Linked DNA regions of Mus musculus: region 2 is linked to region 1. A link is a loop called in an ENCODE intact Hi-C map of the cell type or tissue named here. Cell type or tissue: gastrocnemius. All regions are shown on one strand. Links, peaks and the distances in the headings refer to the core of each region. The heading gives the core; the rest is flanking DNA.

Region 1 (16,232 bases), core at 5,462-13,461:
TCATTCCCAAATCTCCATCAGAACAAGGTTTCAGCTCTGAAAGTTGACTTCCAGCCTTACTCATTTCCCTCAGCGCATCCCAGGAGAGGAGGGAAAGAGACATTTCCACCTTGCTGGCTTTTCTTAACCCTCTCTCTCTTCTTCCAAAGAATGCGATATTTACTTGAGCAGCAAGCAATTAGTTTTTTAGGTAACTCCGTTCCTTCCGTGGACAAGGCTCTCCGTTTCCTATTCCTACACTTCAGGGGACCAGAAGCTTTGGGAAAATTCTCTTCATGCAAAAAAAGCTCTCCAGAGCAGATACACCACCTCTAACGTCAGAAAAAAAGGGTTTGCGGGTACCAGGTATCTGCTTCCGACTATATTTCTGCTATGCCTTTGGATGACCTGAGGGCCATCCTCGGACGCTGGGATCGACAGCTTGTCTGCAGGCAGTGATAGGGCCTCTGCTCAATGGAAAGCTTTGTCAGGTTGTCTGTAAGCCAGGGAGATGTGAAGGATCAGAGAGCAAAAGACAGGCTGGGCACACAGCCCTGTGGTCGAGGGTTTTCGTAGCATGCTTGAGACCCTGGATTCAACCCCTGAACTAGCAGGTGGAAAAAGCAATGTCATGGGACTCAGCCCTTGCAAGTTTTCATCTGATGCTAGGGCAAGCCTGTGACCACCAAGACAACCCTATGGTCTAACTAGAGACATAGCCTATGGGTAAGGAGCAAATCGCTCTTGGTTACAGAAATCAATTCTCTTTGTGGCTGTCAGGAGGCTCTAGGAAGCCACAGGCAGCCAAGGATGAAGCATCCGAGAATACTCTTTGGAATGAGCCGAACTCTTGTTTGCAATTGCTTAGTGAAACATGGGATAAACCTGTTCGTGAGGCTGCCTGCTGCCAGAGTGGGAAGCCAGCCGGCATGCCACTTGGCACGTGTCTAGAAGGGCAAGTGAGGAGACCCCTCCCGCTAGAATGTGAGCCTGTGCTCTGTGCCCAGGGCTGAGCACAGCGTCTGGCAGAGCTTCATCACGCTTTGCTGATCCAAGAGCCCAAAATAACACAGATGAGGTTCATCTTCCCACCTCCATGCTTCCAGAGTCCAGGGTGAGCACGGAGAACGGCCTCTGAGAGCCAAGGCTCTCTGGAGTAGGAACGTGGCCTTCATACTTCAGATCCCCCATGAACCGAGATGCTTCTCTGCTGGTTTATGAAGCCCTTGGTTCTCAGTTCCAAGCCCACCATCCACTCTGCTGTGCTTCTAGGGTTGGGATCCCACAAACCTGTTTTGCCAACAGCTCCCTGTGAGGTTCTGCCAATAACAAGAGGGAGAGAGAGAGACAGGGAGCCTGCAAGGCTGGAGGGGTAAGAAGGCCTTTCTCCTCCATGCTTATTCATCCGCTTAACCAACAACTTTTTTTTTCATGGCAGCTGGCCCCAACAGCCATAATTCAACTTCTTAGTTTCTTCTCCATGGCCCAGAGCCCTCATCATACTTTCTCAGAGGGGTATGTAGTTCCACCCAGTGCTCTCTGCTTAAAGAATTGGGTTGGAGTTGCACAGAGTCCCTTCCACAAACTCTCAGGTTCTGATAACCCCAAGGAAGGAGTTAACTGAGTGTAACCTTGACAGGCCACCCAGAAGCTTGGTAAAGCACAGGTCACTGTCTTCTACCTGAAATTCTCTTTCAGTTTGTGTGTACATGGCTAACCAGAAGCCCGCAGGAGATGTCATGCAGCTGATCTGAGCAGCTAGCTGGACAGCTACTGGCTTGGACTCAGCCATGGCAGCTCTCCTCTGCAGTTACCACTGCTTCCTCTCCGGCCTGCTCAGTCCCTTCCAAGAAGAGTCAAACCCTCTTACAATGTATACTGCGGCAATCTGTTTCCTCACTGGATTTTGCTTATTACAGTGGCCAAGGCAAATTCACCCCTTATGGACATCCCATTTCTCACAGTATTCCCAGAAGTCACCATTGCCCCTCTACAGGCTGAACTTGACACTGCTGTGACCAAATGAGAGTTGAGATTTCCCATTGCTGAAGCAAGATTGAAGAGACGTGTACTTGGCCAAGCCCGATAGGTTCCAAGGACAAGATGCAGAAGCCCAAGGGACAAGACAGCTTCTCTGGCTCCCAAAGTCATCCTCCAAACAGGTCATGTGACTGAAGACCCACCAGACTGATGCCACAGAAGACCCCACCCTTGGTTGTAATTCAGGTGCCCAGGTGGGGCTGCCCATATGCAGCCATCTGCTGGTAAACAGCCCAGAATACAGACATGCCGAGTGTCCAGAAGACCTTTCCAGACAGGCATCACCAGGCAGTCCACAGACAACACCCGGGACAGCTAGGGGTCCACCGCCAAAAAGAAGTAGGAAGGAATACAGAGCCCCCAGCTCTGCCTTCTGAATGCAGAGGCCTAGGAGATGACCCTGGGTGGAGGACCATTTGTCCTGGAGGTGCCTGTCCTTCCTGTATCTGGAGACTGGGGACACCGTCTTCCTAGCTCTGTGGAACCAAGAGTCTCCTTGCTGACCATGGGGGATAGCCACATCAGCCCTGGCTTACACAGCTCCAATAAGCTACCACCCCCACTGATGACCACATTTCCAGAACAGCCATCCATTTTTCTCTCTAAACTCTCTGCTCCACAGCCAGCTCATTCTCCATTTCTGATTGAGATGTCCCTCATTTTCATGAAAATGACAGAAGAAAATGAGATGATAGTTTGGGAATTCATTCCCTAAAGGGATGTAAATGAAAGCCTACCCCTTTTCTAGAGGGGTTCAAGGGCCAAGCAAAGTCCAGAACAAACTATGATCCCCTAAAGTCCAGCTTGGGGAGAGAACCAATTCCCAACAGGGAACCAGGAGGATTGTTGGGCTAACTTACAGAGCATGAAAGAATGGTTCTTGCAGGAGTGTGGGTGATCCCAGAACAGCCACTCTGGAAAGTGTCACCCCAGCATAGATGACAACTTCCCCACAGCTGCATGGTCCTCACCTCTCCAGTGACCTCCCACGGCCACTCCAGCGTGCCAGAGACTGTGAGGCCAAGCGCAATTAGGGCAGAATGACATACAAATGGCTAAGAGGTATGGACGCAAATGGCTGGAGTCTCAGGTGAGTCCAGTGACTTCCCTCTTCTTCCTTCTATGAGGGAACAGACAACAACCTCATCTCAGGGGCCTTGAGTAGTTCCTGCTATTCAGATGAAGTGATGGTGGTTGTCCCCGGAGGGCAGCATCTTACAAAAACAAGTGAGGGGACTTCTCCTTACTGCCCTATCAATTTCAATATCGTCCACACGTGAATCTTAGTTCTTCCATGTGTGCACATACATGTGCTTCTGGGGGTTGAATTCTGGGTCTCACACATGTTAAGCACTTTCTTTAAGACTCAGCTATAACTCAAGCCCCAACCTGGTTGCTAATGGCAAAGATTCCTAGAGAGCCGCAGAGTACAAAGGGACATTTGTCTTCAGTGACTCATGTGACAGAGGCTAGGGAAGTGACCTGAATGGAGAATGCACAGGGGTCAAACACCCACCACTGACCACTGCCCAGGTGGCTCCTCAGCCTGCCTTTCCACAACCTTTCAATACTTTAAGGACCATGGTCAAGCTCAGACCCTAGTGGTCTGTGAAAAGCTGTTGTGTGACTGTGGCCCCGGAAAGGGTCACCGGTTGAGAAAGCATAGGGGCTCCACCCCATCTCCTCACTCAGCCCTGGAGTCTCACGCTCTGAGCCTTCTTGCCCTTAAACTCACTTCTCGGTTTCTCCGCTCTCCCAAATGCCACTCATTTTAATGTTCTACAGAACCGAAATCATAACTATAAAAGTGGTGTCCACCACCACATCAGGAACAGAGCAACGAGAACTCCCCACAGGCCTGCAGCTCGGAACTGTTCCTGGTGTAGGGCGCAGGTAGATTTGAGTAAATGGTTATTGAATGAGAATCAGTGTGAACTATTGCTTGCATATCTTCTAGAGCTCTAAAATATCCCTTTTATGTGTAACAAAATTAAGATTCAGGGGTTTGGGAGTATAGGCATGTATTTATCGGGCAAGAGGGCCTGGGTTTGGCAACTCCCCATCCCTTCCCCGTTCCAACATAATAATTGCTTACAGCATCCTGTGAAATGTTTGCTAACAACTGATCAGCATGTTGATGTAACGGATGGAATGTCCTAAGTCCAGCTGAGGGAACTACACGTGTGGGTGTGCTTTGCAGGTTTGGGGGTTGTGCATAAGTACGAACTCCAGAGTAGTGCTTTTCACACTCAGATTGCACACAAACCTCACACGGAAGTGGCCATAATTAGCTACAGCTCTCCAGTTGACACTGCCTCTCATCATCAGAGGGAATCTCAACTGAGGCATGTACCTCATTTTGCCTTGTGGTCATATCTAATAGAGAGTGTTCTTGATTGATGGTTGATTTTGGGAGGGCCCAACCCCATGTGCAGCACCATCTCCCTGGACTGTCCGAGAATGTCTAACTGAATATGAGCTTTTCCCAAACTCTCTGAGATGCCAGAGTAACACCACACTCTTAAAAACCTGAGTCCTGGAAACCTTCACCTCCAGATCCCAAAGTCAGCTGTGTGTCGGGTACCTAGTTGATGGTGCAAGCTTAGTGGGCGGCCTCCAGATTCCTATCATCTCCTTATGTCAATGCATGGAGTGTTGCATGCAGAGGATGCTCAGGCACTCCATCTCAGCAGCCCACACTCTGCCCCGCCCGGTGAGTTCCCGTCTGGTCCTCATGTATTTGGGGAGAGAATGCAGGAAGAGGTTCTTGTCCTAGAGCTGAAGGGTGTGTGAAACTTGAAACACGTAAATGAGCAGGGAAGAGGAAGGCAGAGCCGCAGAGGAAGAGTATCCAGTCCACAAGACCCCCTGCCTGCAAAGCCCACTGGGACTCAAAGTGAGAGGGAACTTGGAGCATCCCCCGGGTTGTCACCTCGCATCAGCTAAGACTGGCGAGTCCCGACACTGTGACTCATTACCGATTTCTCCTGGTACATTCTTGCCATGGAACCGGAAGCACACGGTGACATTCAGGCAGTTCACAGGCTGTTGTCCATCGTGACACTGAGGTGCTGTGATGTTGATGGAGCCTGGCAGGAAGATGGAGACATCCACCGTGATGACCGGTCTGGCCCTGCAGGACAAGGAGGGGGAGGGGAACCTGTGTTAAGTAGCAGCTTCCCGAACCAAACATGAACTACACAGGCAGAATAGATCCCGGGCCTTCAGCCAGCATTTAATTAAAGAATGAAATGCCCCAAGAGAGAAAGGCCAGTGTGCTCTCTGTAAGTATTTTTTCTGGTTTTAAAAGTAGCACATTCCCTAAAATACTAATGGTTTGCTTCCCGGTAACAAAGGCAAGTTAGTTGTTAATGAAACACAGCTGGCTGAGGCCATAAATCAGCCACCAGATGCTGGGCGATTATTTAAAATTTCACCCAAGAAGTTCCGCTTTCCATCTTGTTGGGGAGACACTGTCGAGAAGTTTCTACAACATAAACTGGGACTCAGAGACTAGACACAGAGCTGGCTGTGACAGCTTACCCTGGAACCCCAGAATCCCAGTAACTGACTCAGAAGGAATTCCCAGAGTTCCAGGCCAGCCTGGGTACCGGCATTACGAAGCCAAAGGAAGCAGGTGGCAGGGAAGAGAGAGACAGAGACAGAGATAGACAGGGAGATGGAGAACACTGGGTATACACTGAGTCGCTTCTCCCTTTTTATCTAAGTGAGTTAGAACTTGGCAAACTTCTATCTCATCCACTTGGTCAAATATCCTCTTTCATTTATGTCTATCAACGCATTGGTTATGCTCTAAAATGAATTGATTAATGGAGTCCCAGCTGGTACCAGCCGAACATTTCAAGGCCTGTCTGGCCTTAGGACAAAATGAAATGCAATAAACACAGCCCTCTCTCTGACATGACCACCCGCCCAGTGCCTGATGGATGGCCAGCATCCCTGGACTCCCCTGGGGCATCAAGACAAAAGCTGAGACAGAAGCAGGCATCTCCTTCCCATCATAAACATCTGCTCAAGGAGGTGTCACCTAAGCTGTGGCTTGACCTTCTCCCCTCCCAACCTTTCACCTCTCAGGAGTCCTGGCCTTATGCATCTGGAGTGACACGAGATTAAGGGGCACCAAGAGCATGGGAAAGATGTAAGGATCAACCAACATGCACTGGGGTGACAGGACAGAGGGAACAGAGGACCAACCAACTCCAGGATGAGAGAACATTAAAGGAAAACTTGGCCACATAAGGCACTGAGAAGATGGAGGGCATGAGGGGACCCTGCTGTAGCCGCCATTGCAGAGAAGGAAGGGCAGCTGTGACCGGGCAGTGAACTGGGGGACTCTGAACAAATCTGGCTATGGGACAAAAGGAAGTCAGGCAGCACTAAGGCCTGAAAGAAACCAACATCCTGGCCTCTCCATGTTCTTCTTTCTTCCTGAAGATGCTAGAACTACTGATAAAGTAGATCACCACACTCTCATTGGTATACAATTGATGTCCTGATTAACTTTGTCAACCTGACAGGGTCTGGAGTCATCACGAGAACGGATTTCTAGATCAGGTTAAGTGAGGTAGGAAGACCTACCCTGCATGGGGAAAGTGTGGCCCATGGGCTGGGGGTCTTGGGCTGGGTAAAAAGGAGAAACGGAGCCAAGTAGCAGCATTTGGCTCCCTCTGCATCCTAACTATGATGCAGTGTGACCCCCTGCCTCATGCCCCTGCCTCCATGACTCCAAAGGGACTGTACCCTTAACCTACAAGTCAAAACAAACCTTTCCTTCCTTGACTCATTAGGCTTTTTATCCAAGCTTTTGTCATAGCAATAAGAAGTAGGCAACAAAGAAGCTGAGGAATGCTGTATAAAAGCCTGCTGGCTGCGAAGCCTCCCTACTGTGTGTTTCTCTCTCTCTCTCCCCCCCTCCCTCCCTCCACCCCTCCCTCCACCCCTCCCTCCATCCCTCCCTCCATCCCTCCTTCTCTCTCTCTCTCTCTCTCCCTCTCCCTCTCCCTCTCTCTCTCTCTCTCTCTCTCTCTCTCTCTCTCTCTCTCGTGTGTATGTGGGTGTGTGTTCGTTCGAGTGCAGGCACACATATGTGGCCTCAGCCCTATGACTTATCTCTGCCTGCTGCATTACTAAGAAAAATAGCTACTGTTTCTTTCTAAACCTCACCCACAAGTCTGAAGCCCATTTCTGGGCAGGGGAGCACAGAAAAGTATCCAAAGCTTCAGAGAGAGAGAGCTAGGCTCCTTTCTACAGAAACACCCTGGCAACTCCTGACTGCTAGGCTTTGGAAAAGAAGATGAAAGGCCAGACAGAGTCCATCCCTTTATCCACGGGTCAGAAAGAAGGCAAGGTCCCTTTCCAGAGAGCTCAGCTGAACATGATGGCATGATGAGCAGGAGACAGAAGGAGCAGTCCAGAACTACTTTAGAGAGAATATCCTGCATATTGTATGGATGCATTACTTGTCGATTAAAAAGCCTATAGCCTATGGCTTAGGCAGGAAATGGAAGGTGGGACATCCGGAAGGCAGAAAGGATTTTGGGAAAGAGCAAGGCACTGGAAGATGTGAGCTGGACGCATAGTACCTGAGCACAGGGAACTAGCCACGTGACAAAATGAAGATTAAAAGAAATGGGTTATCCTGTTTTAATTCTAGTTCAAGAAGAGCCTAGATATGTGGGCAAGGTGTTGTAAACATATTTTGAGTCTGAGTCTTATTTCTGAGAGCATGGGGCTGGGAGGAAGAGCCAAGTGTAATGTCAACAAGCCACCTTGCAAACCTTGCAAAGCAGGGAGGGTCCTTTGAAAGAAAGGGTGGGCAAAGCCCTCCTGGGCCCATCTCCTTCCAACATCTGTTACATCAGGTCTCTCGGGTTTTTTGTTTCCACTTCAAGTGTTGTTTTTGGATGAGGAGAACAATCTTTCGTAAGCCTCTCTGGTCATTTCCTTTGCTCTTTGGTGGCATGGCAGTAGGCTCCTATCACCAGAACACAGCACCAACACCGTGCCCCCCCCCCCCGCCCCCTGTGCAAACTTCCTGAGGGCGGAGCTGCTCCATCTCCTAGGGTGAACCCTATCTGCCACTCACCAGCCCCAGAGATAACAGAGGCAGAGAGGGGGCACCTGAGGACAGAGCCAGGGGTGCTTTTAAGACTTCAAAGAAGCAGGTAACTAGAGTGCTTTACAATGGCAGAGACATCAAATCTTCACATTGTACTTCCAGACAAATAATAAAAGTGGCTAGGGCACAGTTCTCATGGGGTGGTGTTCTTGTGCTCCTGGCAGGGAAGGGGCAGGGAAAGGTTAGTTATAAAACCAGCCCCGGGCCTTCCTCTGTCCAAGAAGCTCATCTGCGTCCACACAGATGAAGACGCTCAGTCAGATTCTCTCTGAGCCACAGCTCAAAGCTTCCCCAAATCCCAAGTGCATCCCTCAGCGCCTGCAACTGCAGCGAGCCCAGAAGCTCTCTGCAGGCATGCACACACACACATTCCTCTTTGCTTGGCTCACCCCAAATCAGAAGAAACTCCAAATCTAACTTCCCCGAAGCACTGTCCCTGAACCATCTGTGGATCTGCAACCCACCTTCAGGAATAGCCACTCTCACTCTCACCCAGTCTCCTTCCCTCAACCACAGCTGTGTGCCCCTGCCACACAATACCCAAAAGCTGCATCAGCCAATACAATCACTGACCTTGGGTATCACCTCTGCCAGGACATGCCCACCTGGTCCTTTCGGCTGAATGTGACACCACCGTTGCCTCTGACCATGTGGCCCTGTTGTGTTTTCCTACCGGCCCTTATCAGAATCTGGAATTTTCTACAAAGCTTGTCTTAATTTGCTTTCCTGTTGCTGCGATAAACACCATGACCAAAAGCAACAGGAGGAGAAAGGGGTTTATTTCAGCTTCCAATTTATGGCCCAATGTCAAGGAGAGCTAAAGCAGGAGCTTGAAGTAGAAACCATCAAGGCTCACTGTTCATCAGCTTCTCCCCCTGGCTTGCCCAGCTAGCTTTCACGTTCAGACCAGACAGACCCACCTGCCTTAGGGATGACACCGCCCACAGTGGACCAGGCCCTCCCATATCAATTAGCAATCAGGAAAACTTCTCACAGGCCAACCAGATGGAAGCAATTCTTCCACTGGTTCTCTTTCTTCCCAGGTGTGTCAAGCTGACAACCAAGCTCACCACCGCAAAGCCCCTAGTTCTCCACCCATAAAGCAGGTTATTAGCAGTACACACACCATGGAGCTGGTTAGAGGGCTAGAGGTCAGTTCATGCTGTGAGTACAAGATCTCAGAAACATCAAGTTGAGTGAAAGAGCTCAGAAATTAGAATGCATACGGTGTAACCTCACTTATGTGGAATTCTGGAATAGGTGAAAGTGACCTGTGGTGACAGAAACCACAATGGTAGATGCCTATTGGGAGAAAGATGCTATTAGAACATAGGAAGACCGGTAGATAAAGCACTTGTCATGAGTTTGCTTCTCAGAACCCACATAAAGCTAGAAGGACAGAACCCATTCCACAACGCTGTCCTAATGTGAGCCTCTCCAACACAATAACAATAAGAATTAACTTTTAACAGCATACGGAAAGGTGCAAGGTGGCAGAAATGTACTTTGTCTTGATGGTGGTGTAATTTGCTTGGGTATCCACACCAGTCAGAGCTCATTGAACCGTATGCCCAAACTGCTACGTTTTGCTGTATACAAATTACAATCCAAGAAAGAAAGAGAACACACAATGAATATAGTCGTGCACTGCACAGCGGTGAAGACAGATTGCACGCATGATGGCAGTCCCATAGATGGCACCACATAGCTGCGTTAGCTTACTGTAAGTACATACTGTGAAACTCAGCCATGATGAAATCACCTACTGAAGCATCCCTCTGAGTGCATGCCTATGGCTGGCTAGGCACAGGACTGTACATAAAACGCTCATGTAGTACCTGGTGCGAGGGAGGCACTCGTCATGGTTACCTGCATCATCATCTACTTGTTTATGGCTCACTGGCTAGGATCAAAGATCCAGAACCAGGACTGCCTGCCACCCTGTTCTCTGTCCAGTCTCTAGCATCAAATACACACACAGTTTCATGCTAACAGAGCAGTGTATATAAGTGGGGAGAGCGGGGGAGGAGGGCATGGACTCCTGCGATGGCGGCACCCCCATCCTCCTCTGAAGCTCACTTGGGCTCATTGTTGTCCAGGGGTGGGGTCCTCACTCCCTCACCCATGTGCAGTCTTCCTGGCATTCCACCTCACCAGACTCCACCTTCTGCTCCATGCTGGAGTCTGAGGTCTCCCATCCACAGTGAGGGCAACTCACTTAACATCTGTACTCATGGGGCAGAGAGATGAACAGAAACTTCGTTGGATTCAGAGCTCACAGGGGAATAAAGATGAGGTCCCAGCACTGAGCGGGGAAGCGAGCTTCATCTCCCACCCTAACTCAGAAGCTATCCCACTCCTTGCATAGGAAAACTCAGTTTTCTCCAATGGAGTCTCCGAGAGTATATAAACCCGTAGGGGCAGGCCACGTGCCCGCAGTAGATGACAACGCAAAATCAACTCAACAGGCTTTTCAGAGATTTTTTTTTCTCTCATAACACTTTGAGCTTTTTGTTCTTTTTAATCTTTTGCTTATCTGTTATGGTTCCCGATTCTGTGGGTTTTACGGATTTGTGTGTGCTTCTTGTGGTTTTTCTCTTTCTCCTAAACACTGGGTATGTTTTCTTTTTCTTTTGTTTTGTTTTGATTTCTCTGTTTTCTAAGGAAAGGAAGAGAAAGAAGGCCTGGGGTTGGATGGATGGGGAGGTGGGGAGGCTCTGGAAGGAGATGAGGGAGCAGAAACAGTGATCAGGATATATTGTAGGAAAAAGAATTTATTTTCAATTTTAAAAAATGATAAAGCCTAAGAGACAAACAATGCCTTTAATCCCTGCACTTGGAAATCAGAGGCTGTGGACTCTGTGAGTTCAAGGTCAGCCTGGTCTACAGAGTGAGTTCCAGGACAGCCAGAGCTACACAGAGAAACAGTGCCTTGTAAAACAAAAACAAACAACAACAGAAACAAACCACAAAAACAAATAAGTGCTCTGGGTATCAAGACTGCTTCCTAAGAATCCAGGGGACATGTTTCCTCTAAGAGGGACCCTGAGAACCACAAGGAGCTGTCAGGTCATTGTGAGGGGAATACACGCCTCACAGGGTGCCACTGAGGCTCCCCCAGCTCTTCACTTCACAGCTCTTCACTGTGGCCTTGCCTAAGAGGAAAGCCACCATGCCTAAGAGGAAAGCCACCATGCCTAAGAGGAAAGCCACCATGACCAAGAGGAAAGCCACCATGCCTAAGAGGAGAGCCACCATGCCCAAGAGGAAGGCCATGCCAGAGAATAGGGAGGAAAGAGTGGAAACCGAGTCATGAGGGTGATAATTTAAGGAACCAGGGAGGTTTGACTTTGGCATCTGGGGAATGCACTGTTCTCTTCGAAACTGCAGGGCTTCTGTGTAGATGACACAAAACCAGAAAGCAGAATGTCAGAAAGTCAAACCAACCATACCCACCCAAGACCAGCTTTTCTCTATACCAGGCTGTGTCTAACAGTTACATGTTATCAACCCACAGCTTGTGGGAAATACTCCTGTTATTGTCTTTGGCAGAGGAAAACCCTGGAACAGAGAGGTCAAAGGGCTTGCCCAAGAGGCTCCACCTAGAAGGACAGAGGTAGGGCTTGAACTCACACCACCTGCCCTCCACGTCATACCCGACTTCAAGGTTATTCTTGCTGGCACATGGGCAATTCAAAGTTTAGAACGGTCTAGCGATCAGCTGGTTCTTTCCTGTGGGGTATGTCATTTAAGAGGAGAGCGTGTCCCTCTGGGGAGACATGGAGAAGGCAGAGCTAAATTCAAAGCATCTGTAGTGGAGGGCTACATGGGCTCTGGATCCTTTCCAGCTGGAAGACCATAGCAGTTTATTTTAGAACATTCTGCCATCGAGTTATTAACAAAACCGTTGGCTCCCACTCCAAAGTAAAATTCTGCTTCCTCTGACTCACACAGGCCGAGATACTGAAGATGATACACGGGTAGAGATGGTGCTCAGTAGGCTTTAGCAAGTCCTGGGCCCAAGTGCATGTCTCTCACCTCTGCTGCGCTAGTGACAGGAGGTTCCTGGTCCCTGCCATTAAGAACTAACTGAGTGACGATCCTGGTTATAAAGATAGAAGCCGAGGCTGGACAGGGTTCCCAGAGCTTTGAGTGTCTGGTACTTATAAAAAACAAGAATGTTTGTATTTATGTCAACAAAGGGGGGTGGTCATGACCAAAGGCAAACAACTCTTGGATCACCCGAAACCCTGTCAAGAGGCCCCAGAAAGGTCTCAGCTCCCTGCCCACACTCTGGAACTCGGTGGTAAAGACTGACCGAGAATAAAGGGAGCATTCCTGTGTGTGCACAGACCCTTCAGCCTGCAAGGAGTAAGACAAAAGAAAGAGCCAACTGATAGGATCTGTCCCAGGCCTCCCCAACAAAGCTCCGGCTGTTACTCATGAAGAACATGGCCCTTCGAGCAAGAGCCAGACATCTCACCTGAGGAGAACCACGCTGTCGGACAGGAAGGCTCCGATGGTGACATCTGAGAACAAGAATTCAGACTCAGAACCTTGTGGAAAGCAGCCCCAGCTGTCCTTTGGTTCAGGGCCACAGTGACAAAGGCCCAGCCTTGTGGTCAGGGAGCCCTTCCTACTGCTGCTGTCTGGCTGTGTAATGTCTTTGTAAGAATTACAGCCACATTGTCTTAAGTGGCAGCCAACCACATGTGGGTACGGAGGCCTGGAAACAGGGCTGGATATGTAAAATCCATAGCAGATTTTAAAAGACCTAATTTTTAAAAATTAACTCATTAATAACTTTTATATTAGTTATACATTAAAATGATAAAATGTTGGCTATCTTGGACTACACGTCATGAAGATTAACTTCATCTTGTTTATGTATATTTTTCTGTAGTTACTAGCACATACTATTATATATAAATATATCATTAAACAATGATTAAGCTTTAATCATTAAGCAACAGCAGATATGATTTTATTTGAATATATAGTTTACTGTAATCTGTGTTGGGTGGATTGCTTTTTAGTGATTTGAAAGCAGATCTTTTGCCAAGGATTTGGGTTTTCTTAGCAAGACTTTGTATAAAGGATTTTCTTACGGCAGCTGAAGCCACCAGGCAAAAGCTCCCATTCAGCTGTGAGAACAACTGCTAACTAAACTGAAAACCTATCTTATCTCACACACCTATCTTCTTTTATCTGGCATGGTTTTGAGAAAAACAGCTTACCAGGATAGCCATTTCCATCCATATCAATGCCCCCTGATATGGACTGCCCAAACATCCGCAGGGTCGGGTTTAGCCTCCTCCCAGACAGCTTCTGAAACAGACAATAGAAACTCGGAGTCACAGGGGGGCAGTGAGGACTGGGACTGCTGGAACCCAGCTCCCTCAGGGCCCTGGGTCTGAAGCTGTTGAAAGGAACCATAGGTAAATTTGGCCATAAGGTCTATAGTAGATACTTGAAGATCACACACTTCCTTATTCTTGCTTGCCTTAGCCAGAAGTCCTCATTTAAAAATTTGCCTGGGTTTGGTGCCAACAAAATGTCTATTAAGCCTTGATTTTAAAGACATTATTTTTTTTTCCATTTGTTTATTTGCGTGCATGGCTTGCCTAGGCTGCAGTACACATGCAGAGGACAGAAGATGTCCTGAAAGAACCAGTTCTCTCCTTGAGGGTCCCGGGAACTAACTATAGGTTGTCAGGCTTGGCAGCAAATGTCTGTACCTACTGAACCATCTTGCTGGCTCATCTATGATTTTGACACGTTCAAGACAAATAAAGGCTGGGTCTCTCAATGGTATGAAGCTTACCAAGTGGTCTAGTCTGACTGACCAACATGCCCAGCAATCCAACTGAACCTGCTTCGCTAATGCTGGAATTACAAGGCAGGCAAGCACTTTACTGAGCCATCTCTCTTGTCTCCTTTGCTTTGACCCAGATACAACTGGCTGAGATGCGGGAGCATCCTTCCCTCCTGTTACTTAGTTAGGTACTAACTACTGCATTTGCCTCTCCTAAGATGGACAGGTCACTACTGTATCCAGCTGGAAAGACACCCGTGTGGAAACTTACCCTCCAGACAGCCAACTAGGAGGTCTATGGACTTCTGAGCTTTATAGCAATGGCTCAGCTGTTGGACCTGGTAAATCTAGAACTGCATGGTGCTGAGCCTCCTAGAAAGTACAGGGAGGGAGTCGGCCACTTCTGAAAGACCTTAACCCACGGGTCACATCCATTACTCCTCTACCAGGTCACATATTATACACCATTAGCTTCATCGTGACAGACAGCCTTGTTCAGGAATATTTGTTGGGTCTGGGGCACCTGGTAAAACACTTGACTTGCAAGCACAAGAACCTGAGATCTGGCTCCAGCATCGACATAAAAAGTCAGGCATGGTAGGATGTGCTTGCAATCCTAGTGGGGGGATTCAGGGGACAAGGGCATCCTCCTTCCTAATCAGTAGACCCCAGGTCTATTAGAGACCCTGAGTCAAAGGTTGTGGACAGTGCAGCCGAGGATGATGCCTGAAATTGTCCTCTAGAATTGTCCTCTAGCTTCATTACACACACACACACACATACACACACACACACACACACACACACGTCCGTATGCACATTTTAATAAAGAATACAGGGCTGGAGGGGTTGTCCAATGGTTAGAGCACAGTGTTCTTCCCCGGGGCTCCGAGTTTGGTTCCCAGCACCCACATTTGGGTGCAACTGCCTGCGATTCCAGTTCAGGGTGAACCAGTACCCTCTTCTGCTTCCTCAGTGACTGCATTCACTGCACAGGCCCCCACCCCAACATACACAAATGCACATAACTAGAAAGTAAAAAGATACTTTTAACAAAAGAACACCAGTACAGGGGAATGCCAGGGCCAAGAAGTGGGAGTGGGTGGGGGAGCGTGTGGGGGACTTTTGGGATAGCATTGGAAATGTAAATGAAATAAATGCCCAATAAAAAAATAAAAAATAAATAAATTTTAAAAAATAAATAAAAACCCAAAAGAATACAGTGTCACACTGCCAGACCCCCCCCCAGTCGCGGTTCTGCCGTGGGCTTCACTACACAATAGTTTGCTTCGGGTATCAACTTGATACAAATCTACAGTCATGGGAAAGAGAGAACATCAACCGAAGAATTGCCTTCATTAGATTGACCTATAGGCGCGACTATGTGTCATTTTCTAATGTAGGAGGGGCCAGCCCACTGTGGGCGGGGCCATCCCCAGTAGGTGGGCCTTGTCTGTCTGAGGAAGCTGGCCAAGCAAGTCAGAGTGAGCAGGCTGATAAGCAGTGATCTTTCCATGGTTTCTACTTCAAGCCCCTGCCTTGATTTCTCTCTGTGGTGGATTATAATCTGTAAACGGAAGTCAACCCTTTCCTCGCGGGTTTTGGTCTTTTTTTTTTTTTTTTTTTTTTAATCACGGAGACAAAAAGCTAAGTAGGCCACCGTGGACAGAAAAAAAGAGTGGAATTGATCAGATCTCAGAAAATGAGACTTTCTGGCTCAAGAAGTTTGGTGTCTTTGAATGGAACTGAACAACAGGAATGTGAATGGTAGCTTTGGCTCACTCTGCCTTTCTTTCTCTATGCTTATTGAGTCATTCTGTGGGGAAGCCCTGGTGGGGCTGGGGGCGTGTCCACGGGCTCTGCTGAAGAGAGGCTATCCCCTGCCCTCAGCAGCTGATAACTACAAGGAACTGTCCCAGAGATGATCTAAGACGGTGGCTTGCCATCTTCTGTTAAGGCATCCGGCCGGAAATGTGTGAGCATCAAAGGACAGCTCGAAGCCCTGTAGGCAGTACTGCAAAAACACTGCCTGTTAACAGGGCTCAGCCACACATCCCACATGGCTTTGTCTAAACAAATGTGTGTGTATCTGAGTAAAACCCACGCTTTGAAGCTGCACATCTCGGCTCTGGAGGCCAAGAACATTGGAAGCATCTTGCTGTGGGTTCTCCTTTCTTGGGTATACTGTGGCTGGGAGTGGGGGAGAGCGAGGGGTGGTCCATTTGGGGGGTGGCGATGCAGGCTTAAGTTATCCACTGA
Region 2 (16,232 bases), core at 4,576-12,575, 52 kb after region 1:
CCCATTGGTCATGCAAACTTTATATGCCTCCATACAGGGGAATGCCAGGACCAAAAAGTGGGAGTGGGTGGGTGGGGGAGTGGGGGGGGGGGTATGGGTGACTTTTGGGATAGCATTGGAAATGTAAATGAAGAAAATAACTAATAATATATATACATATATACATATATATACATATACATATATAAAGCTTGAGGGACCCAAGAGGTGGCTCAGCAGTTAAGATTGTACACTGCTCTCCCAGAACACCCAGTTCAGCGGACTCAAAACCACATGTAAATCCAGCTCCAGGAAATCTGACCCAGTCAGATAGGCACCTTTGCTCATATTCGCATATATACACAGAGATAGATACACAGCACACACACACATACGCACACAAATCACACCACCATACACACACACACCACATACTACACATACACCATTCACACACCACACCATATACCACACATACATACACACACTACATACATACTCACTACACATACCACAACAAACACACACACACACACACACACACACACAAAGACACTTAAGAATTAACCTTTTTAAAAACAAAAAAGCTCAAGACATTTTAGAAAGGTGGCCCAGAAAGTTTAGTCTACCAAACCGACCTTCCAATCTTTGGGAGTCTGTACAGCTGACCCTCCCGAAGCCCAACAAGGAGGCATCACTACAGAGCAACAGGCAGGCTCTCTGAGCACAGTCCTCTGGAATTTCTCATGATCTCCCTAGAACAGCCCAAAGAGGAGTGGAGGCATGCCAGCATCCATTGCACTGGCAAGACCTCTAACTGCACCAAGAGATGTGGTGTGGCACAGCAGCCCCCAGCAAACCTGTCTTGGCCCTCATGCATCTGCCCCCACTGCACAGGAAGTAAACCTGGAAGGAGGAGTCTCTCCAAACCTTGCCCTGCCTGCTGCCATGACTCACAGTGCAGTGCCTCTGTCCCTCACTTCCCTGACTTCAGCAGACTGTAAGCTTTAAACAGGTTTCCAATTCCTCAATCATACAATGAAATAAGCCTGCCTCCGTGTCTCCTTGACTGGGATGCAACTGGAAGAGTTGTATTTTTAATCCATGTTCTAATTATTATAAAAAATAAGTTTAATTATGATGTTTTCAAGCATGTATATTTTTCATATGTATGGTGTGCATGTGCATATGTGTATTGATGTATTCGTGTGTCTGTGTGTGTGTGTGTGTGTGTACATGCAGATAAAGGCCCAAGATTAGTATCAGAAATCATCCTCAAGTCCTCTTCTGCCCTTTCCCCTGATTTAGGCCTTCTCAATCAAACCCAGAGCTCACCAAAATAGCTTGGTCTCACTAGCCAGTCTTCCGTGGGGGCCCCTCTGTCTCTGCCTTCCAGGGGTGTGCCACATTCGCGTGCCATGTATATGGGGATCTAGACTCTGGTCCTTTAACCACTGAGCCATCTCCCCATCTCTCGTGTATATATTAGTACACACTTTTCTGGTATCCCTTCCTTCACTATGGCCCTCCTGTGTCCCTCCCCATTCCCACTGGTTCCCCTTCTCTCCTCACATACTCCCCTCTCTTCTTCATTCTATCTACAATGCCCCACTGCTCTCTCTTCTGGGACTGTGTGTGTTGGCTTTTGTGATGCTCGTGAGCCACTTAACACAACTAAATGATCTCTACTCCTTAAACACAAGTCAGTCACCTTGTAATGACTCATAAACTTCGCTTAGTACCTGGCTCATTAGCCTATAACAAGCATATTAATGTATGCAATATGTTCAGCATAGGGAATACACACCAGACACTGCTGTAAGAACCCAAAAGTATTGATCACTTAAGCTGGGCACAGAATTTACATCCTCATTGGCACTTGGTGTTAATGAGAGGGAGCTGTAGAGAGGCAGGACTCAGGTTCTGGCATTTGGAGTCCTGGGTTTTGTTCTAACCACTGTGCAACTCACCCTCCACATAGTGAAAACTCAGACTTGCAAGCCATGCTTATCTCTCTGGACCTTGATACCCTGCAAGCCGGTCTAGATGACATCTGAAAGGTCCTATCAGACTCTAAATGCTCCCATTGTCCTTAACCATAATGTGACCCCCACCTGCAACAGGGAGCTTGCATCACCGAGGTTTTCCACATTAAGAGAAAATAATGGTTGTTTTAGGAGCCAAAGCTGGTTTCGTTTCAACCACAAAACAAGGAAGTAGAGATCTCCAAAACCAACAGGACAGGACAGGGCCTTCTCACTGCGGGCCTGCCTCTCATCTAATCCCTACCCCCACCCCCTCACCCCACTACCCCAGTCTTCCTGAGAAATCTGAGCATCACCACCCCTCCCATTTTACAGATCCAAGTACACAGAACCATTGTCCGGTCCTCAGATTTCCTCAGCAGCTGCTCTTGGTCCCAGTACTCCCTATACTGGCCCCTCTCCTTACTGTGGTTGGGTTTTTGTTTTGGGTTTGTTGTTGTTGTTGTTTTTCCCAACGTACAAATTTGAATATGTATGCGTGTCCTTAAGGAAGAAAAGTCAGGTGGGAGCAAACATCTTGCTAATATGTTCTCTGGTTAAATCTTCTCTGGCTCCATTTGACCATCATGGAGTAAAGAAATATACAAAGCAAAGAAACCTAGGCCACTGCTGCAGGAGGACTCTGAGCTCCCAAGCGGAGCCCTGCATCTGTCAGCTACCTCTGCGTAACAATTTTAATCCCTCATGGCAAATGATAACGATGCTGATTTCTCGATCATACAGCTACGCAAGAGCTAGGGCTCAGCTGACCTGGGTGGGCTGGCCTGTCCCATGTGTTTGTGTTTGGGGACCAGTGAGTGAGCTGTATAGGATGTGGAAAGTGCTGAGACGGGTGGGTGAAAACCAAATGTCCTGGCTGGTACTCATGTATGTTCTCTGCTACTTGACTGATAACACTCATTCACTCATTCATTCATTCATTCATTCATTTGTGACAGGGGCTCATTCATGTTCCCAAGCTGGCCAGGAAGATAAAAATCCCAGAACTTCACATATGCTGGGCAGTCATTCTACCAACTGAGCTACACCTGTGGCTATATCATGGGTGTTTAGGATGAAGAGTTTTTGTCCCACTAGGACAATATAGAGATGAACAGGGCCAGATTTCAGTCTCCCCATCTGGCCCAGCCTCAAGCAGAGAAAGAATGAAGGTATGAAAACAGCCCACCCTCACACAAGAAGAGGGGCTGTGCCTCCACTTAAGTCCCTGCTGACCTTTCTGTAGAGAACCGTTCACAGAATGTCCTGCTGGGGGCTTCTGAGTTCCACATAGTGCCATGGGGTCCCCCTGCCCCCCATGAGACAAAAATGATTTACAATATCCTTAGTGTCAGAACCCCTCTTGATGACCACGAGAACAAAACCTAAGGAAGCCCAGGGAAGCACAAGGCAGTGCGGACCCAGGCCACTTAGACCTCTTTCCAAAGGTGTAAGTGGGAAGCAATGAAAAATCAAACAGCCTTTTGCACTTAGAGAGGGACCTGGCTCAGCAGCTCACCAGAACTAGGTTGGCTCAGTTTTGCCCAAGAATGTGCAGCTCTAAGCAGGGCATCGCAGAAGACCCCGAGTGACCCTGTGCTCACAAACACACCCCACAGAGCTCATGGTCTCAGAAGACAACATGTAGAATGGACCCGACTCAAATCCACAATCAGAGCGCACTAAGCCTGTGTGGAGTTGTATAAATTTAAAAAAAAAATCATGTTTATTATTGTTTGACTTAGAGATGTATTGTTACACAGTGACAGTAGACTGATACCAAGTGTTGTCTAGACCCAAGGAATGCTCTCTGACTAGTTCTGACAGACACCCGAGGATGGTCAGAAGTGTATGCCATAAGAACTGAATGAGGGGGCTGGTTGGTCAACTTCTGCCATGTTATGGCTTTATAGAGACTGGATCTTCTCTTCCCACAGCCTAGAACATCCAGGACTTTTCTAGAAGTCCAATGACGATCCTGGCTTTATGGCAGTGCTGTATTGATCACCTGAACCCGTTCCTTGCCTTTCTGATAAGGACTCTCAGGTTCAGAAAAGGATAATAAGTTTCCCAAGGCCCTATAGCATGTGGTAATTCCAGAAAGCTAAGAGAACAGCTGAATTGTTTGACTAAATCTTATCCCTGGAACTGGTAATGAACACAGTAGTCTCTGTGGCAGGAGCAGGGCTGGGCAGGGCCTAGACCACTGTCCCCCTTGCAGTTGCCTCTTCCATGGACATGACATTGATGCCAGAGTCGATCTGGGGACAGATAACCCTGCTCTCACACCAGTGTGTGGAAAGCCTGAGAGAAGCTGAGGCAGTGGTGTGAGGGAGAGGGCTGGGGATTGCTGAAGTCACCCAGCAAGGAGGTCACCGCGCTGAGAGAGAACCAATCCACACTTACCTTCGTAGCAGGGAATCAGCACCTTGCCTTTGGCCTGGAGGTTGGAAGGGATGAGGTAGCAGAATCCATGGGGCAGGATGTGGTCTGCTTCGTAGTAGATGTTCTTCCAACGATGGGCACAGGCCTAAAGGGACAGAGAGGGAGGGAGGGAGATTGAAGTTCACATCAAGGCATCAGAAAAATGAAATGGAGAAGAACCAGCTCCTGAGAGTCACTGGAGGAGAGAGTGATCAATAGCTGGACCTGAGCACAGAGACAGAACGACAGAAGACAGTGGGCTACTGAGTCTTGGAGTGAGACGTGGCTTCTAGGCAGAGGGCAGGGAAAGCCTAGAGAGTGGACAACACCCTCCACACTGAGCAAAAGAAGGGAGACGCTTCCGGAAAGAGAAGCATTTGGTGCAAAGGACGTGAGCAGAGCATTAGGTTTGGAAGTCACAGGGAAAGAAAGACAATGAGTGGAGAGACTCTGAAGTAAGAAGATGTCAGAGAGGCAGCCAGGCCTCAGCTAGGCCTCTCACTTTCTATTTTTTTGTGGTGGTTTGGATAAGAATGGCCCAAATAGACTCATATATTTGAATGCTTAATCATTAGGGGATGGCACTATTTGAACAGATTAGAAGGATCAGAGCTGTGGCCTTGTGGGAGGAAGTATATCACTGGGGGAAGGCTTTGAGGTTTCAAAAGCCCAGGCCAAGTGAGAGTGTTTCTCTCTGCCTGTGGATCAGGATACAGCTTTCAGCTACTGATCCAGTACCATGCACACCATCATGTCCCCTGTCATGATGATAAGGGACTAAACCTCCAAAAACTTCAAGCAAGCCCTGATTAAATGCTTTCTTTTTTAAGAGTTGCCTCGGTCATGGTGTCTCTTCACAGCAATAGAACAGTGACTGAGTCAGTTTCCTAAATCTTTACAACTATGTTATTATTAAGAGAATGATGGCAAGGCAGTGCTCGGCCACAGCACCCATGTAGAGGTTGGAGGTCAACTTTGTGTAGCCGGTTCTCTCCTTTATGTGGTCCCAGGAATTGAACTCAGGTCACCGGGTTTGTACAACAAACACTTTTACCCATTGAGTCATCTCATGGGCCCAGGACTTCTATGTTCTTCATGGGATTGCTAAGTAGCAGGGAGTGGCTGGGTAACACAGTCAATGCTGAGACCAGGACTGGATCTAGCTGCTCCTGTGCTTCATCTTTCTATAAGGCCTTTCTATCATCAGATTCTGGATTCCTGATTGAGAAGCAGGGACAGTGGCTATTCTTATAACCCGTCCCATGAGGCCCTGGCACCTAGCTGGAATGGGACACCCAAGGCCTCTGTATGGGCTCTTCCTCACTTGTTGAATGATAAGATCATTGTCATCTAAGCTCTCTGCTCTTTTTCCCTCCAGTGACGCTGCCACTGGGGGGCCCTGATAAGCCACTCTGCCCAAAGGGGACCTCAGTAGGGCACTGGAGACCTGAGCTTGGCCACACTCTGTGCCATGTTTGAGATAGCCAATGACAGATCAGCTGTCTCTCCTACTTCACTATATTATCTTCCCTCCCCACTTGATTCTTGCATTGTGAGGGAAAAAAAGAGACATTTCTCAGCAGATGGAGACAGCACTTAGTGAGAAACAGGAAAGATCACAAGGTCAATAGTTGTCCCATACTTCTACATAGAGATATCCCTCCTGTGTGGTATGTGTGTGTGGTATCTTACTGCCTTGTGGCAGAGTCTCTCACGGAACCTAGAGTCAGCTTCTCTGCTCCCCAGCGCCATGCTCGGGCTACTGGCATGTGTGACTATACATGGTTTTTACATGGGCGCTGGGGATTAGAACTTAGATCCCGACACTTGCAGAATGAGGTGCTCTTGCTCACTGAGCCATCTCCCCAGTCCCTACATGCTTAAAATCATCTCTATACTTATAACAGTGCAGTCAACACAGAAATTGTTACATCACGCCATTTGGAGAATGAATACAAGGGAAAGGTCTGCCCATTCGTAGAGCATATGCAGATTTAAAAATCAGTTTTGATCACAATTGGTCGAATCTGGAGCTATCAAACCCATAGCCCATGGAATCCACAGACACAGAACCCGTGAATAGAAAGGGCTGACTAGCAGATTTTTTCATTTTTGGATTCTGACTTAGTTCTTACAGTTTGTAAATCTGAGTCTCTTAGATCACCCAGTTTCTGAGCAAATAGGCTTTATTCTAGTTGAAGGGCTTGGCCCACAGCTTGAGAGCTCTCGTTACCTATAGCATGCTGAGTTAGAGAGGCCGAAGTTTATCGTGGTGTGTCTGGAAGCCAGCTGCACACATGGACAGCATCACCGATGTTTATTATATTGTCTGCTTTCCATCCCATAAACTGTTTAAGGGTGACCTTGAAGAATCCCTAGGAGACCCAAATACTACATTTTACACTCATCTAATTTACAATATTCTGGGAGGACAGAGATCAAAGGTCAAAGACAGACCCCACTCCAGAAAATAGAAAGGAACTCTGAATATAAATTATAAGAAGAAAACACTGTGCTTAGCCAGATCATCCTCACGCACGTGAGCCCGTCTGACCTGCATCCTGTACAAAAAGAGCAAGATTCCGAGGAACTGCAAAGCATCGTGACTCGGTCGATTTGGGGAGTGAGTTGTAAGGAAGGGCAGGGAGTGGTGAAGGATAAGGAAGAAGAGATTGCTCTGGAAGTGGCCAGAGCCTATGTTCTTGGGCTATGGGGGTAACCCAGAGGTACTGTGTGCTCTAAGGGGAGTGAACAAGATGTAAGATGAGGGAAGAAAATGAGGAAGGAGAGAAGGGGGAAAGAGAAAACAACATGGAGAAGGAAGAGACAGAGGAAGAGGAGGAGGAAAGGAAGGAAGAGGATAAGGAAGGGGAGAGGGAGAACAGAGATGGAGGGGGAAAGGTGAGGGGAAGGAGGGAGGTGGAGACGAGGAGGAGATTCAGGAGGCAATACCCTGTTTAAATTCATCTTCTAAAGCACCCTAGGAAAAGACTAAGGACCCTACCATCACCCCAAATCTTGGCCCTCACACATCTCAAGTTAGAAGGACTGATTATCCTCCCAAGCAATAAGAAGAGGAAGAAAATTCTCCAATTCCCTTCAAAGGCCTTCTTTGTTGTGTGAATACAGCATGTTCTTCCTGGAGGGTGGCTTGGTGACAAATGCCTGTCTGTCCCTCCCACCCTCACACACCTGCACTTGTTGTCCACAGATGAACAAGCTTTGCCATGCTTCCAGGTCTGCAATGCACAGCTCGGTCACACCCCGGCCATCGAGACGCAGTGGGCACAGGATTAAAGCAAGGCTGAGCTGTCACGGAATTCTCCCAAAGACACTGTGCCTCCCTGGGCCGGGGTGGGGGTGGGGGTAACTGGGGGGGGCACAGGGGAAGAGGCTCTGGGGTGGTTAGCGCTGGGAATGTTGTTTGGCAGATGTTTACCTACAGCAAACTCATCAGAGTATGTTCTCGTGACCTGTGCACTTTTCTTCACATGTTATATTTTGGCAGAGCACTCATTCACACGTACGCACGCAGCAAACCAGGAAGCAGCGACAGGAATAGCCACAGGAACATACTGGGTGGCTTTGAAGAAGACACAAGGGAAGTAAGCAGATGAGAGGGCCAGAGAGAGCCCTGACATTCAGAAAGGAAACAGCGGAGTTAGAGCCGGAAAGCGCTGCTTCCACCCAGAAAAAAATATTGAGCCGTTTAGATAATTCCTTATCTGAGGCTTGGCAGCTCTGATGAGGAAAGATTGTGGTTCTGAATGTTCGAGGTGTGTGTGTGTGTGTGTGTGTGTGTGTGTGTGTGTGTGTGTGTGTGTGTGTGTGCGTGCGTGCGTGCGCCCAGAGGTTAATAATATAAAGTACCTTCCGCCCTTACTTTCTATCTTTATATATTTTTTGAAATAGAATCTCCCACTGAAGCTGGCTCTCATCAGTCTGGCTGGCTGGCCAGGGCTACGAGCGCAGTCATGAGTGGCTGTGCCCAGCTTTTGCATGGTACTGGAGATCTGGACTCCAGTTTTTATGCTTATGCAGCATGGCTGACTAAGCCTTCTTCCCTATTCCTGACAACACCATCTCTGCACTCCAGGGGTGCGGGAACAGTGTGGGAAGGGAACTTGCTTTCAGTACCATGGTAGCATTGGTAGTAGGGATCATTTGTCCCTGGTGGAAACTAGAAGGAACCACCTTATCCACAGACCCAAGATAGGCAGCCACTGGGCCAAGGTTAGCCTGGTTGGCCAGCTTGACATTCTGGGTCTTGGCAGCATTGATCCCGCTGAGACCATTTGTCATTGAGATGATTTACTCTCTCGAAGTCACAGCTGTCCCCTCCACCACCCTATCCTTGAAATCAAGGCTGTATCCCTAGGGAGACAGGTTTTATCCTGTGCCACAAAGTTTTCCTGAGGGATCAAAATGCCTTCTCTACCTTCAATTTAAAAAAAATTTTTTTGATTCCCAGAAATATTTCACAGACAAAAATGAGACATTAAAAAAAAAAGAAATGGATTTAAATAACACTAACATAGATGCACACACACAAACCATCATGAAATATCACCTCACACTCTTTAGGGTGGCTACTATTTAAAGGGAAATAGAATGTGCTGGGGGTGTGGCTCAGTAACAGAACAAGTGCTTAGCATGCCTGAGGCTGTGGATTCTATCTTCAGTACACAAGATGCCAATAGCAAGCAGTTGAACAATTAGTTGTCTCTGGAACTTTCTGCATGCTGGCCAAACACAAAATGGTTTGTGAACTTTAGAGGAACAGAGTGCCAAGGTATTCCCAACAATGGAAAGCAAAATTACCACATGATCTGATAGTCGCACTTCCACATACGTACCCAAAAGGAAGGGAAAGTGGGGTGTCTAATAAATTTTTTTTCTGGTTTTTCAAGACAGGGCTTTCTCTGTGTAGCCCTGGCTGTCCTGGAACTCACTTTGTAGACCAGGCTGGCCTCGAACTCAGAAATCTGCCTGCCTCTGCCTCCCGAGTGCTGGGATTAAAGGCGTGCACCACCACACCCAGCATGTCTAATAAATCTTTGCTAGTGTTTGTAGCAACTTTATTCATAATGGCAAGGAGCTAGAAGCCACCTAAACATGCATCCATGAACAAACAGAGAAAGCACTGTGCACGTGTGATAAAGTATCACTTGGTCTTGAGAAAAGAAAGAAAAGAAAAGAAAAGAGAAGAGAAGAGAAGAGAAGAGAAGAGAAGAGAAGAGAAGAGAAGAGAAGAAAAGAAAAGAAAAGAAAAGAAAAGAAAAGAAAAGAAAAGAAAAGAAAAGAAAAGAAAAGAATGCTGTCATATATGTTACGACAGAGCTGAGCAGTGAAGACACTACGTTAAATGGCAGAAGCCAACCCAAGATGACGAATCCAGCCCGCTCCTATCTGCAGGGGATCTGACATGTTGAGTACTTCAAAATTAGAATGATGATTACCAGGAAGCAGGGGGCAGGAGGAAGGGAGTTGTGTTTGAGAGATACAAGATTTGGCATCTGTGAGATGGAGAGTTCTAGAGATGCTGTTGTACAACAATGTTTTCTCACGCACTTCTGATGTTGTCTCCTGATTTTAGCAGAGAAGTGAGCTTTTCATTTATCAGAAACATGCGTGCCCAAAGAAAGCACACGTTTCCTCAGAGCACGTAATACTCTTCAAGGCTGGGGTGCTGCTTCACATGTTATATGCGTGACGACAACAGGAATAGAGACCTCAGATACCCCCTCGTGCCTACCCCTCCTTCCCCAGCACCCTTAGGGAGTGACTGATCAAATGAATGGTTCAAGCATTGTGTAAAACAGAAATCTAGCCCAATTACTTAGCTAGGATTATCTGCAGCGCCACATCCCACAAATTTTGAACCCTGCCTCCTTGGCTTTGGGGCAAATGTCTCCCATGCTCCTCACTGTTGCTTTAAGCCCCTAAACTGAATAGAGTCTCGTACCAACTGGCACAGCTTGGTCTTGGTCTTGCACTTTTGCAAGCAAACTCTCAACCACACTAAAGTCTCACATCCCTAAGTTAGTATATCTTGGCAGAACAGGCTATCTCTAGATTCAGTGCCTGGAGGGGCATCTCATGCCTTGCTGTCCCCAGCTTCCTCCTCCTCCTCCTCTTCCTCCTCCTTCTCCCCTTCCATATTGGTTCTGAACCACAGCTTTGCGTCCCCTCTGGGGAATATACATGCTTGGTTTCTCCCATCTTTTTCCCAAGAATGGGAGACAAGAGATATGGCTCTTTGGGGCTGAGTCACCCTGTGGGGTCAGGCCACCATGCCTAGAAGAATGTGGTGGCTTGGCCATCATCCATGGCCTGCTGAAACAGGGATTAAAGGACTAGAATCCAAGGCCAGCAGAAATGGGGGAGGGGGCAATGAGACCTACAGTGGTGTCCAGCAGGGAGGCCTTATAATTCTGGTGACAGCATCCAGCCGCTCTCTCTCCCAAGGACCCAACAATGTGGGGGTCTCTTAAGTGTGCTGAGGTCGGGTTGAGGAGATCAACACAGAACAGAGTTCCTCAGAGGGACTAGAAACGTCTGGCCTGTATCCTTGAGGAAAGCCCATTTCCCCTGGGAACAAACATCCATAAAGCCCCCAGCTTTGACAGCTTGTGGCCCAAAGGAAACCCCTGAGATACAGCAGCTGGACTCACTTTCCCTTCTTGACCTTGAACTTTTCAAACACAAATCATCCTACAGCCTTCGAGGAAAGCCGACGGCAGACTTCATAGGAAGTCTGAAGAGGACCACCCTACAGGGCACCAGCTGCCTGGGAAAGGGCAGAAGGAGTCTGCAGGGTGCTGACCATGGGATGCCTGGATGTATGTGTGTGAAAACATCAGCAGACTGTGAGGTATGCATGCCTGAGTACGCAACAGAAAAGGACATGTGAAAAAAGAGAAAATGGTTAATAATCAAGTCTCTGTCACAGTTAGAGGCTTGTTTGTCTGTTTAACATGTACTTAGTGTGTGTGTGTCAGTGTGTGCACATGAATGTGTGTGCATGTGTATGTTTGTGTGCATACATGTATGTGTATGTGTGCATGTGTATGCATGTATATGTGTTTGTGTATATGCATGTGTGTATGTGTATATGTGTGTATGCATGTATATATATGTGTGTGTGTATATGTATGTGTGTATGTGTGTGCATGTATATATGTGTGCATGTATATATATGTGTGTATATGTTATATGTGTATGTATATGTCTGCATGTGTATGTGTGTGTCTGTGTGTGTGTGCACACTTCAGAGGGTGACTCATGGGAGTCACTTCTCTCCTTTCACTGTGCCTGGCCCAGGAATTGAACACTTGAATTACATTCATGTAAAGTTCTAGAAAAACCAACAGCAATGTTTGCAAGACAGCAGTTGCCTCTGGGATGTGGGGGGTTGAGTAGATGAAAAACCAGGCTGGCCTCGAACTCTGAAATCCGCCTGCCTGTGCCTCCCGAGTGCTGGGATTAAAGGTGTGCGCCACCACGCCAGGCTTACAAACTTCTTTCTACCTATATTCTCATATTCTGTCTGTCTGTCTGTCTGTCTCTCTCTCTCTCTCTCTCTCTCTCTCTCTCTTGTCTTTGTGTTTGTCTGTCTCACTCTCTGTTTCTGTCTCTCTGCCTTACTCTGTCTCTCTGTCTCATTCAGTCTCGGTCTTTCTCTGTCTCTCTCTGTCTCTGTCTCTGTCTCTGTCTCTCTCCTCTCTCTCTCTCTCTCTCTCTCTCTCTCTCTCTCTCTCTCTGCTTCCTGGGATTAATTATGGTCTCATGCATGTTAAGAAGGCATGCTACCAGGGCTGGGCAGTGGTGGCACCTTTAATCTCAGCACTCGGGAGGCAGAGGCAGGCTGATTTCTGAGTTTGAGGTTAGCCTGGTCTACAGAGTGAGTTCCAGGACAGCCAGGGCTACACAGAGAAGCCCTGTCTCGAAAACAAACAAAAGAAAGCTCCCTACCACTGAGTTACATCCTCAGCCCAATATGTCTAAAGGTAATACAAAGAACAGGTTCTAGGCATGTCAGACTTTGACATGGCAACCCAATACTGTCACCTACAAGGGTCACACTCAGAACCACACAATTGAGGTATTTTTAAATCCCACAAAAGTTATCTCACAATGTTTTAAGTGACTTTACAGTTTTGTGTTGAACCTCTTAGCTGTCCCTGCTTCATGCAGATACATGTGGCCTGAAAGTGCAGGTGGGACAGATCTCAGAGCAGCAATGCACAACAGATAGCCTTAACGCTGTGTTCTGGCTTCTGTGCTAGCCACCTTTCCTATGGGGTCAGTCCTTCATGCTTAGGGTGCTCTGTCCCAAGTCACCCTCTCCCCAGAGGTCTTACCAAAACACGGCCATCTGCTCTGGGCTGCCGGGCCAGGCTCACCCCCATCCACTCGTCATCCCGGTCTCCCCTGCAGGTCTTCCCACAGGGCGCACCACGAGTCCTCCCTGGAGGGAGAAAAGAGGTCAGCTTTGGATTGAGGAATGGTGCAGCTGGCTGCTTTTCAAAGGGTGGTCCTGGGCACTCAAAGTTTTGTACCTATAACACAATGTCAACTCCATGGAAACTTGTAACAAAATGTTGCTGTTTAATTCAGCTCCTTCTTTTTCCACAACAACATTCTCGTGAAGGAAAAGGTGTTCCCATTGATGTTGTTCTGGGAAGCCACTGTAACAAACACCTCACAGAGAAGATCCCACACACCCAAGTCTCTTCTGATAAATAAAATCGAGACTCTTTTTGGCTTTGAAGGGTGTGTATATGTGTGTGTGTGTGTGTTTACAAGTTTGCATGTGTGCATATGCACATGTTGAAGGGTGCATCCATGTGTGGGTATGTTTACATGTTTGCATGTGTGTACACATATTGGAGGTATGCAAACATGTGTGTGTGTGCCACATGTTGGAAGGGTGTGCATTCATATATATCTCCATGCATGACAAGTGCAGAGGCTGACGTCAGGGGTCTTCCTCTGTTGCTCTCTGCTTTATGCTTTGAGACAGAGTCTCTTGCTGAACTTGGAGCTCACAGGATTAGCTACATAGTCTGACCAGAGATCCCACAGGAGTCGTCTCATCTCCACCTTCTCAACCCTGGGACTACAAGCTCATGCAGGCTCACGCAGCTCTTTCTGTGGATTCTAAGGAATGGGCTCAGATCCTTGCTCTTTCATAACCAACACCCCCTGAGTTGTCTCCCCAGACATGCCAGAAGTGGTGGCAGAGGCCTGGGTGATAAAGGGCTTTAGGGGAGCAAGGCCTGGAAGCATCTAGCAAGTCACCTGGCTCTTCTGCCCGTGTCTTTCTGTGCTTGCCTCTCCTATCTCAGTCTTCTCAGAGCAATCCAGTGCAAGCAATCCCCAGTGTCTACAGCTGGACCAGAGCCGATCCATGGAGACTGATCCAGTAGATCTACATTATCTACTAGAAAAAAGTGAGTACCACAGTCCATCCAATCATGCCCTTCACCATGCAAGACATAAAAGCTGATCTGAATGGCCTCTGGCAGCACACAGAGAGTGAAATCTGTCATTTAACCTGTCCAGTGAGGCCCTGTGTGGTGTAGTCCCTCCTACCTGGCAGTTGTCCTTTCCAACTTTCTCCCTCCCCTGCTCACCTCTCCTGTGACAACACTGTCCTTGCTGGAGACTGCACTTCCTGGACTTCCCAGCTAGCTACCTTCCATACACAGCAAGATCCCCAAGGAAGCCGTTTCCAACCTCCAATATAGAGCTTCCCCGGCGCACACCTTCCCTCTGGATTTCTCTTAGTCTATTGTTTATTTTAATGTCTATTCTGACTACTGGTTTTCCAGGCCCGGGGTGACAGGCTCCTTCTTTGCTTTGTTCAGTGCCTAATAGCTTATAGCATCTCAATACACATCTGTAAGATGGAGGGAGGAAAAGAGGGAGAGAGGGTAGGCCGGCAAGTGATGAGGCTGTCCTAAGTAGAAAAAGAACAAAGCATGAAGGTGTTGCTCCCATTTCTACCCTGACAAGCATGTCCACCCACCTCGAGCCATGTCCAGCTCGGTGCATCTCCGGTCAGGGTTGGTATGGACACGACACTTAAACACAGCTCCAGGAGACTTTACTGAAGTGCTATATTTAGAATCTGCCTTCGGTGCACCCACGAGGACCCTGCACATCAAAAAGAAAGAGCGTGTGGTCACAAACCAGTGCTGGAGAAGAAAAGGCAGGGGGTTACATCTTTGTCTAGGCAAGAGTGAGCAATCTGAATAGGCATCAGGAAACACACACACACACACACACACACACACACAGACACACACACACACACAGCTTAAGTAAAACAACCAACTAAAAGAAACGCAAACCTTTGTAAACTTGACACAGCCAGAGTCATCAGAGGGGGAAGGAGCCCCAATTAAGAAAATGCTTCTGTAAGAGTGGGGTGTAGGCAAGCCTACAGGCTAATTTATTAATTAGTGATTGATGGGGGTAGGTCCAGCCCACTGTGGGCAGGGCCGCCCCTGAGCTGGTGGTCCTGGGTTTTATAAGAAAGCAATCAGAACAAAGGATGAGAAGTGAGCTAGTAAGCAGCACCCCTCCATGGCCTCTGCATCAGCTCCTGCCTCCAGATTCCTGCCCTTTCTGAATTCCTGCCGACTTGCATCAATAATGGACAATGATGTGAAATACAAGCCAAACAAACCCTTCCCTCAATAGGTTGCCTGTGGTCATAGCCTGTCATCACCCTGACTAAGGCCATCGGTAGGTAACTGAACAGGCTCTCACTTTTACTAGTTACCGGTTACCAGAGGGATAAGTAAGGGGGGGAGGGGAGGGAGGATAGGCTAGGGAGGAGTCGGATCAGTCTGGGCCTGGTGGGTGCCAAACACAAAGAGGGAAGCAACATTAAGTTCACTTTGAGTTACAGAAATAAATCTGCCCTAAACTTTAAGTGTGTGCATTCATTCGTGAGTTGTAAGTGTACATGTGTATGTATACACGCATGTGCCCCCATGTGTGTGCATTCATGTGTATATGTGAGCAGAGGTCACCTCTGGTTGTCATTCTTTGGGTTCTATCCATCTTTTGTTTCAAAACAGGGTCTCTTCCTGGCCTGGCCCTCACAAATCCAATGAGACCCAAGGGAGCCTGTCTCCACCTCCCCACTGCGGGGGTCCATCACAAAAGATCTACAGTGCAGAAGACTAAATAACAACTGGGCACAATGTGTGCTGAGCAGTGAGCCACTAGGAAAAGGCACTGCTCGAGGGCAGGACACTTAGGACAAATTCCACCCTGCCGCTCCAAGAGCTGTGGATTCCTAGTGCCTGCGCAGTGGGGACTTGGGCTGGCCTTTGTTTCTAGCACCCAGGAAGCAGGACAAATCTGACCACCCCAGGATATTAAATACAGCAGGCCTTGGGATATAAGACACCACTGTTAGGCTTCTCTGCGGAGTAGAGTTAGGAGCCTCCCTGGGGTAGAGAAAGCTGGCCCCAGATCCCCTTGCTCTGTTCCAGGGGCCACCTTCTTCTTGGGGTCTCATTCATCCAGTCAGCTCCCCGCTACTCGGGTGTCATGGTGTCTGGCACCTTCCCTGCCAATGCTTTAGTGAGGCAGAGAGATTGGCAAAGAGGGCTGACGGATGTTACAACTGATGTCTGAAATCCTCAGCAGACTTCAACAAAGGCTCATGGACACTGTCACTAATTAAACACCAGAGACCTGGTGTCAGGCCCCATGGGTAGGTTCTGTCTTAATTCCTACCCCAGAACCTGGGGGAGCCCTGAGGACCCCAGACACACACACACA

What was found. Hi-C counts contacts between places; a loop is a spot of excess contacts. Peaks named below come from ENCODE experiments on the same cell type or tissue, not always from the same donor. Only the 100,000 strongest peaks of a DNase experiment are listed, where the experiment ranks them.
Region 2: a loop joins it to region 1, with 1.9 times the contacts of the local background. A loop is called at or near these places in 2 of 42 quality-filtered maps.

Annotation. Positions count from the first base shown.
Region 1 is chr9:118,678,190-118,694,421 of GRCm38, reverse strand. It overlaps Itga9 (integrin alpha 9), which reads right to left. Exons shown (of 28, transcript NM_133721.2): 12 at 13,396-13,486; 13 at 12,642-12,687; 14 at 4,998-5,152. Among named protein-coding and RNA genes, the nearest start is that of Itga9, 80 kb to the right of the region's middle. In gastrocnemius, for the core only: a CTCF peak has its summit at 9,850; no DNase peak of the experiment used is centred there; H3K27ac peaks cover 805 bases.
Region 2 is chr9:118,624,804-118,641,035 of GRCm38, reverse strand. Itga9 (integrin alpha 9) reads right to left here. Exons shown (of 28, transcript NM_133721.2): 2 at 14,461-14,588; 3 at 12,791-12,897; 4 at 4,410-4,533. Among named protein-coding and RNA genes, the nearest start is that of Itga9, 26 kb to the right of the region's middle. In gastrocnemius, for the core only: no CTCF peak of the experiment used is centred there; a DNase peak (open chromatin) is centred at 8,561; H3K4me3 peaks cover 857 bases; H3K27ac peaks cover 2,103 bases.